2 separate regions of the Homo sapiens genome follow, and region 1 is linked to region 2. The links are chromatin contacts, found by Hi-C or POLR2A ChIA-PET in ENCODE. All regions are on one chromosome and are shown on one strand. Each heading gives the region's core, a stretch centred on a gene start or an enhancer-like site at or near the end of the contact. The rest is flanking DNA. Distances are from core to core; before and after follow the strand shown.

What was found. A loop is a pair of places that touch in the nucleus more often than their neighbours do. ChIA-PET counts read pairs that join two places held with the same protein, here RNA polymerase II (POLR2A). Pooled maps may share reads with other maps.
Region 1: a pooled map shows a loop between it and region 2 (5-fold over the local background). The contact joins the promoter of SPTBN5 here to the promoter of MGA in region 2. A Hi-C loop is called at or near these places in 1 of 37 single-sample maps with no recorded cell type and 6 of 50 pooled maps. POLR2A ChIA-PET finds 5 or more read pairs at or near these places in 1 of 52 experiments (T-cell).

What each region holds. Positions count from the first base shown.
Region 1 is chr15:41,890,946-41,895,601 of GRCh38, forward strand. SPTBN5 (spectrin beta, non-erythrocytic 5) reads right to left here and starts at 3,108. Exons shown (of 68, transcript NM_016642.4): 1 at 2,954-3,108; 2 at 2,337-2,601; 3 at 1,949-2,116. The coding sequence starts at 2,552. It overlaps LOC105370792 (a long non-coding RNA gene), which reads left to right and starts at 1,832. Exons shown (of 4, transcript NR_135681.1): 1 at 1,832-2,133; 2 at 4,282-4,391; 3 at 4,635-4,656. RefSeq lists enhancers at 1-699, 1,893-1,952.
Region 2 is chr15:41,657,497-41,661,988 of GRCh38, forward strand. It overlaps MGA (MAX dimerization protein MGA), which reads left to right and starts at 2,909. Exons shown (of 24, transcript NM_001400225.1): 1 at 2,909-3,029.

The sequences.
Region 1 (4,656 bases), core at 1,858-4,357, 230 kb after region 2:
AGTTCCATGGGATTCTAAGCACAGGACTTCAGGCCTTTGCAGGGCCGTGCCTGCTGTCTGAAAGTATTCTCCCAGGTATCTGCATGGCTATTCACCTCCCTGCCTTTAACTCTTCACTCAGATGTTGCCTAGCCTGACCACTTTATTTAACACAGAAACTTAAGGACTATTTCTCCCACCCAAATACACACTCTCGATCCCCTTGCCCTGCTCAAGTGAGGATCTTGGCTTTGTTTTCTGGTGTATCCTAGGGGAGTGGCACACAGCAGGCAATCGATCAGTAAGTACTGAATGGAGAAAGAAAAGGAGTGAGACTTTCCATAAGACCTGAAGGGCAACTGGCTTCAGCCGGCCACTACTAGCCCTGTGGGAGGAGCTGCAATCCTGGGTGTCCCCCTAGGTAAACTTTGGTATATCTGGCTGGCCTCTAAAGGATCCCACCCATGCTCCTGGGGTGGATTCCACCTGCCATGTCAATCACCTTGGCTTAGAGTTGGAGCCTCTGGTGAGTGGGGTGTTTGTCTGCTCCTCCCAGCTCCTGAGAGCCTATCCTCCTGACTTCCTATTGAGCGATGTCACGCTGGTGGCTTAAACTCACCGTGATGGGGGGTATTAACGCCATAGGATCAGCGAATACAGCACACTGGAGTTTTTATTTCCCCCAGAGAATCATTTGTTAAACGTTTACCAGCACACCGCTGATCTGGGTTCAATGAATCTGTCTCCCTTTGAAGCCAGGTGCCTTGAGGTGGGGGTCTGGGCTTTGCTTAGTGGAGCCCAGCGCCTGCATAGAATGCCCAGGGCATGGGAGCATCTCCATAAGCGAATGCATCCCTCATTCTGCCACACATTCCCTGTGTGTTTGCGGCAACTCCGTCATCCTTTCTAGACCACAGTTGCCTCCTATGTGTATGGAGACAAGGATGTCACCCTCACAGGTATCAGTGACATGCTGTATATTAAAGCTTGGGGAGAGCTGCAACACCTCTGACAAAGGCTGTGGGGCTTACACCCTTCCCCAGTTCCTGGAGGGGAGATGACTGGCTCACAGGGTCATTGTCCCTGGATCAACTAGGGCCCAGCATTCTGCAGCTGGCAGCGTTCTGCTCTTGCACCTGCTCAGGACAGCAGTCACTCCCATTCCCTTTGCTTGGGCTTCTCCCCTCCCTGGCTTTCCTCCAACACACCCCAGGAGGCTGGATGTAAGCTCCACTCCAGGATATAGTGATAGGCACGCACAGTCAGGCTCCATCCAGCCAGGCCCAGCTCAGTGACTTCACAGCCTCCAGGGACAGCCACCTCCAGGAGCCCTTGGCCTTCACAGTTCCCGGTTTCCAATGATCCCTTTGCCCCACCCCACCCCTGCACCAGCCCCTCACCCTGGCCATGAGGGTCCCTCTGTCCCTGGAGCTCCGGCCTCCTTTTAGTGCCCATCTCCTTAGCCTGTCCCTTTCTTTCAGGTGACTCTGCCTCCCCCCATTTGCTGAGGCCTCCTCCCTCCTTCTCCAAGACAGGCCCTGCTCCTCTTCCCCACCTGCCGTCTTAGTCCCACATCTGGGCTCTGTTGGCTGGTTAACCATCGATCTTGCCTGGTAAATAATTCAGGGCCTCTGTTTCCTCATCTGTGAAATGAAAAGCCTAAGAGAACGCTAAGATTCTTTTGGCCTAGAATCCTGTGAGTCTCTCTTATGACAGACAGTGACATTTTCCACCCCAGTAGGGACCTGGATTGCTACTGCCATGGCCAGCTGGGTGCTCTCCAAGTCAGGGGTGCTGTGCGAGGAGGGCGTGGCTTCTGCTCCTCTGTGTCCCAGCCACTCCTCCTGTACTCAGGCCCCAGCTCCTCTGTTCTGCCCAGTGGCCTGGCGCAGGAAAGGTGACCCAGTAGTTCAGCCTGTCCCAGCTGCCTGCCCCAGCACCATCCCAGACCCCTTTCCCTGGGGCCCACCTTGGCCCTGAGGAAGGCCAGAGCTCGGCTGCTGTTCTCCAGGAAGTGCACACGCAGGCGGCCCCGGCTCGGGGGTGGCAGGGCCTCCCCTGAGATGAGCTCCAGCAGCCGCAGGAGGTGGATGCCGTCAGCCAGCTCTGTGTACAGGTTCCGGATCTTGATGCCCGCCTGGGGAGGGGACAGGGGTAAGTATGGGGTCAGCCCAGCCTCACCTGTCCTCCCATCCTGGGACCTGAGAGGTACGACCCAGAGCAGCTGCTTTGGAAGAAGGAGCTCTGGCCTCAGCTTGGCCTCAGGCAGATGACCCCACAGCTCACCCCGGAGGCCCACTGGCCAGAGCTGGGGGCCTGGTATGGGTGGGCTGTGGGTCACAGCTGGCTATACTCACCTGGCCGCACTGGAAGACGTTATTGATCCACTTGGTGAAAGTCTTCTCCTGCATCTGCATGTGCCGGGCCTGTAGCTTGCGAATGTGGCCCGTCTCGTACTGAGAGTCCATGGTGAGACTTGGACTGGGCGGGACCCGGAGTTCTGTGCTGGGCCTCCTGCTGCGGTGCCCTGCAGCCCCGAGGAGCTCCCGGGGACTGTGGGGCTGACCAGCCATCAGCCCTGCAGACTTTGGGGATGAGGAGCTGCTGGATGGCTCCCTAAACCTGGAGGGCATGCAGATTAGGGGATGATGTGAATGGAGATGGCCCCTCTACCAGGGGCCTGGGGTCCCGCCTTGCCAGACTGTCCTCACATTTCATGGGGGTTGCAGCTTGGAGCCCAGCCAGGTAAGGGCCAGTGCTTCTGGTCCCCTGTGCTTGAATGGCCCAGGGCCCCCTTTGCCCCACCCCACCTTCCAGATTCTTCTTCTCAGAGCCCCTGCTGCCAGGTCCCTCCACCACAGTGACTGGGACAGGTGGAAGGAAGACAGGAAACTGCTTACCTTGGTGATGCCTGGGTCCCACAGAGACGGCTCTGCTGGACGGATGGAGATGGTAGATAGCAGGGGCTGCTTACCTTGGTGATGCCTGGGTTCCACAGAGGCGGCCCAGCTGGACGGATGGAGATGGCAGATAGCAGGGGCTGTGGAGGGAGGGAGAGGGACATCAGGAGAGGCCAAGGCTGGAGCAGGGCTGCACCACAGCCCTCCCCTTGAGCCAGCGTGCTGGGGTGACGGCACACAGGCGGCATTGTCCTCCCACCTGCCACAGGGCGTGGCCCAGACAGGGAGGGGGTGGTTCAGGAATGCTCCAGGGCCATTGCCAGATGATGTCCTCCTTCATCATCCTCCCTTCCCCGCCAGCAACTTCTCCAACTCCAGGTGGGGGTCCTGGCTCCCAGGACGCAGAGGCCCATGGAGCGGCCCTGCCACCGCATGGGGTGCTGCAGTCTGCGTAGGAGGTACCAAAGGGCAGAGCCTCTGTGGGAAGCCTGTGGACGCACTTCCCAATCTGAGACTGCCCTCTGTACCCTCTTGGGGCCTCTCTGTGAGCACCCAGGGCGAGGGGATGAGGGAGCGTCCTGGGCCGTGGTCTTCTCATTCACCCCCAGGGAACAGCCCATAGACTGAGGGCCTCACAGACCCTGGGCTTGGCTTTCCAGGCCCTGCCAGAGTGCAGCCTGCCTAGCCCGGGGCTGAAGGGTAGGCTCCCTGGAGGAAGGGGTGACCTGGAACTGCGAGGGCTGTGGAGTCTCCTCCAAAATTAGAGACACGGTGTTAACTCTGGGCTCCACAGAGCTGGCCGTGGCCCGGGGCTCGGAGGCAGGGGTGCAGAGGGAGCTGGTGGGCGCCCATCCCTTCCTCCCCGAGCAGCCGTGGACTACATGCCAGAGTGAAGGCGAGTTCTAATTCTGGGGGTCTCACCCGCCTCTGGCTAAACTCAGGGTAGCAGTGTGGGCTGGGGTGTGTGTGTGTGGGTGTCTTCCAGCGGCCCTGGAGCCTCTGAAGCGACAGCCCGCTCCTCAGGGAGGCGCTCCTGGCAGCCACAGCCCACAGCAGGACAGCCGCTCAGCGCGCCCTTGAGAGCTGGGCTAGGGATGAGTCACACTTGAACCGCCTGGGCCCACTGCAGGCAGTCAGGGGTGACGCTGAGAGGTGCCGTGGTCTCGGGTGGGGTGCGGCTTCCTGCGTCTGAGAGACGCTTCCTCTCCTGCTGTCCTCTCCCTGCCAGGCCCCTTCTGCAGCGGCTGGCTTCCAGACACCCTGCGTCCCTCCCTTGCTCGCAGCAGTTGCTGTGGCGGTCCTCCCGTGCACCCCCCCTTCTGCCCTCACTGCCCCTGGGGGTCCTCATCACGGACCCCCTAACTCGGCATCCTGGACACCACCACCCCGCACCTTTCCACAGTGCAGCTCTGCTCGTGCCTGTGAAGCCTCCCACAGCCTGGGAAGGAAAATCCAGACTTGCCAGACCTTGCCTCAGCCAGGCCTTGGAAGCCTGCCAGCTTACCTAACCAGGCTAGTCTGCCCCCCTCACTCTGGGTGCTCTCCATGGGCCACTCACCATTTCCTGAGCAGGACCAGAGCTCTCCTGCCCCAAGGCTGGGCTTCAGCTGCTCTTTCAGCTTTGAACGTCCTTTCCCATTCTCCATCATCCACATTCACCTATCCTGCCTGCCCCAGTTAAAATCCTGTTTCTTCTAGGAAGTCCCTCATCCCACCCGCTTACCCCAGGGAGACTGAGCTTGTTCCTTCTCCTAGTAAGACCCTCAGCCCATGGAGT
Region 2 (4,492 bases), core at 1,659-4,158:
GCGCACGCCACCATGCCCGGCTAATTTTTTTATATTTTTAGTAGAGACGGGGTTTCACCATGTTGGCCAGACTGGTCTTGAACCCCTGACCTTAGGCAATCTGCCTGCCTCGGACTCCCAAAGTGCTAGGATTACAGGACTGAGCCACCGCACCTGGCCGAAGGACTTTTTGTAAAAACAAAACAAAACAAAAAAAAAAACAAGCATCTTTTGCAACTCAGTCTGTATGTAGCCCTTATTTTATGAATGTTCTTTATTATATTGATATTTTAAACAAGGCCATAGTCCAGGAGTTTGTTCATGGTAGTGGTTTCATCTGAAGAGTGAGGTCTTTTTGTCAGTTGACAGAGGATGTTTTAGAAATCAGAACCGAAAGGATTGGATCTGAATAGATTGGATGAGGAAGTTTGTCTTGGTGGATTCTGTTACTTAAGTTGTGCCAATCTTTGGGGTTCTGCTGTAGACATCTGAAAAGTGCATGGGGTGCCAGCCTTTCCCCTATCCTCAGCATATAGTAGGCACTCAGATATTTGCTGAATAGGAAAAGTGTGCATGTAAATGAGATAGTGCCTATGTGTTTATAGAACAATCTAGGATCAAAACTGTGTACATTCTAGGCCAGACTGTTTAATTGCATGCATTCTCTCTAGTTTTTTGTTTGTTTCCCCTTAATATTCAGAAAAATCTACTTGAACGTGCAGTCTAGGAAAATCAAGGCAAAGACTTTTGTGTTAGGCTGGACCAATAAGTTGAGCTATGATAACTGAAAAAGGTGGAACTTAGGAGCATCACTTTAGCAGTTAGCTTGGCATTCTTAAACCTTCGGTTATATATGGATGCCTTTTAAAGGAGGAAATTTCTTACATTATCCAAAGTATACAACCAAGAACTTTAGTATGAGAATGCTGCATTAAAAGTTGAATGTAACCATTTAAGTGGTTACTCAAAGCAAACAAAAAATAAAAAAGAAAAACAAGCGGTTACTTGGTACCTGCATGATGGTAAATCCAAACTGGATCCCTGAAATGTGTGTGGTGGTATGATTATTTTTAGAATATCATCTAAAAACACTTAAAAGTTCTCATAGGACCCTCAGATTCTTGACATCTCCCGACCTCTCTAGGTTAGGCGGACTCCACTTTGAAAAACTATGGATAGTTTTCCTCTCCCACCGAGATCTGTAGTACTGAATCTTCAAAGTTCAGCGTTTTTTTTTTGTTTTGTTTTTTTAAAGTATCTAGTATTTAGTTATATGTTTGCCTGGTGTAGGGAAGGAGTACCAAAAGAGAATCTCCATTCCCCTTCTTCCCAAGTTGTCCTCACAGATCCCCCAGTTAGAGAGATCATTTGGGTTAACTTGTCTCTTTGGGGATGCATGGTTGTTAACCAGTCATTCACACCTTATGATCATATATTTTAATGCTAAATCAACATAAATTTACTTCTTCCCCAGAAAATGGAAAATTTTTATGAGGAAACCTCAGATCCTTGAGAGGAAGGCATTCTTGGTAAGGTGGGAGATTCTGACAGGGCAGCTTGTAGGAAAGAAGTTCTTGGGTTCAGGGAAGAGGAGGAAGGTGTTAAACTGTTACTTTTCAATTTTGCCTAGGATCTTGAATGCTCTTGCTGACCGTGCCTGACTTGGGGTTTCAGAATGCCTTCAGAAGTCTCTAAAGTAGCCTACACGTTTTCTAGTTCAGACTATTCCAGCAGTTTCTGTCAATGTTGTTGTATATCTCCTCAGGAAGAGCAAAGTGTAGAGAAATATGACCTTCCTAAGTAAAAAGTAGGTCAGATCAGTAGTGTTGGATAAGCCTCCTTCTGTTGACTCCTTCCTTAGTCTTCTCATTCTCCTTCATAGTGTTTTGTATTGTCACATAGCATGTCACGTAGTAGGTTCTCAGTGCTTGCTAATTCTTATCAAAGAAGGCAGTTTTGGATCATTGACCACAAAATCTGCTCTCCTACTCCCTACTTCTTTTTTGCCTTTTAAGAAACTACGCTTCCTTTTTACTGGTGTCAGGAGCACAGAAGAAAGAACAGCTGGTAAGGAGTAGAGAAGGAGAAAGAAAACTACTTTTTGAAGGTTAGGAGAAATACTGTCCATTGATTTACTTCAGCAACTGCCTGACACATAATAGATATTCACTAATACTTTCTTTGCACCTCATAGCTTAAATGTCTTGAAGAAACAAAAATTGAATGCACAGGATCAAGGCACTAAAGCTTAGATAACACACTCCTGCATCGTTTCCCTGTTTTATCAAGATATCTTTCATCTTTATATCCGGCAATTTAGTGGCAACTCTTCGCTTTCCAACTGCGCACTGAGTCTTTCGGTCTCCTCCCCATTTTCCTAGTCGTCTTCGGTTGTGGATGTTGTAAACTCGACCATCCGTCTCTCAAGGTCTTTGGCTTCAAGGTTTCCCAATGCTCTGGAGCTGTCCAAGCCCCGGTACTCCGGGGTGGAAGACCTCAGATTCATTTGACGGGCTTGTGGAGGTTGGGGGTCTGCGGAGCCCCGTGTGGGTGGGGCTGGGCGCGGCCGGGGCGGAGCCGGCGAGGAGCCCTAGGGAAAGGGTGAAAGGCACAGTTGAGAAAGGCCCGCCGGGCATTGGTTTCACAGTTTCCACGAAGGCTTCGTGTGCAAGCCTGAGGAGTTTAGGTGCCTCCCTCCTGCCTCGCCTTTCTTGGTTCTAGAACCTTCAGTAGGCTTTTCTGGGTTGCAGGGACCCGGAAAAGCAGCGGCTTCCACTCGGGGGGCGGGTCCCAAGGGTCTTGCTGCTGCTCTGGGGCCGTTTGGACTCCTGGTGTTGGGGGAGGGGTCAGGGAGGTGCTGCTCGCGTCTCCTTTTGCGCCTGCGCGGCGGGCTCCGAGCGGGTAGGAGCGCGTGCGCGGTGACGTGGACGTCCGGTGCGCGCGCGCAGGCTCTTCAGCTGGAGCGGACACACGGTGTGCGAACCGAACAGAATAACCCGCCCCCAGCGGGATGTGAAGGACTCCGGGTGAGGCCGGCCACGCCCCGCACGGTAACTCTCGGGCCTGGGTGGAGGGCATCGCTTAGTACTGGCCCGATTGGAGTTTTTCGAGAGTTTGAAGCTCTTGTGTATTTGAACGGCGTGAGAAACGTTCCGCTGAGAGAGCTTCGCACGCCCTCGCCAGGCCGGGCCTTGCGCAGGGCCGCCTTTGGCGCGCCCCTGTGGTCCCTGAGCGAGGCTGCGCATGTCACCTCGCGCGCGTCCCCGGCCTCACTTCCGCGTCGCTCAGCTACCTAACTGGGAACATCGACGCCAGAGAGAGCGGCCACGAGGCGGGAGGGGTGAGAAGCGCCCATGGCTCGGCCCTGCCCTCGCGTGTGTGGGGTGCCGCTCCGCGTGGTACGGTCCGCGTGACGACTTCTCGCCCGGCGCCGGGCTCTAGGTCGAGAGCCACGCTTACGCGCTTTTCAGTTTAGAGCCTAGGTCTCGTGGTTCTAGAACTCCAAGGGAAACGGTGTCGGCGTCGCTTTTCTGAGAACTTGGCGCAGCGTTTTGACACCTGTGCAAACGTCTTTTCTAACAAGTAATTTCCGGCCAAATTGTTTGAGGCAGGACGTCAAGTTTAATAAAGGAGGGCGAGGAAGTGAGCTGTAGGAGTGGGGACTTGGTAAACAAAGGACCGGTGGTGTGTAAGTGCAGAAATGAGGGAGGGGAAAACAGGTGGGAAGAGCAGGTGTTATTTTCTTTATTCCTCTGTGGGGCAGCCTTTTACCTAGTTCTGTTTATGGGGTTTCCCGTTTCTGTTAAATGGTCAAGTAGGTCTCTGCCCTCAGTGCAAGGTATCTGGGACATTAACATCACCCCCCCACCGCCCCCCCAAAGCTCCAGTAGCCAAAGTTGAGGGATCTATGTGTCAGAAGAATATGGGGAAACTAGGGATCGTTTCAGACTGGGTCGGGAGTGCAAAAGTGGTAGTGTCTTGCTGTACAGATTTTTGCCTTGCCTTTCGAACCCTGGGAATGCCTTCTTTCTCTGGCCGGGGTGGAAGCAGGAACGGGTAAATGAGGTCTGAAAGGAGGGGTTACTGATGGCAGACCAACACGAGAAACCAAAGTGCACTCTTTTATTGGGAAGATAACTTTCCCAAGGTTCGCCTCGCCGGAGCAAACACGTGGATCATGAGAAGTCTCGAGCCCACCCGCGCGTGTTGTTGTAGAGCTTGCCAGGCTTATGCGGCTGAGTCCCTGGTTAACAACTGCTTGCTCTGTTCGTTCTTTTTGGGCACGATGCCGCGGCTAGGCTGCAGGGAAAGTGCCTGGGGGCGGCGTGACGGCTGCTGGGAAGGGGGTTGGCAGGGGAGGGTCTGGTGGCTGGTTCTGTAGTCTCCAAGGTAACAGAACGCGGCTGGGTCCCGCAGAGCGATCATCGGGTTCCGGCCGGCGGCACGTGATCTGTCGGGACTCTTCCCCGGAAGAGCTTTCCTTGCGGCATTTTTTCACGTGGTTCTTGGCCAG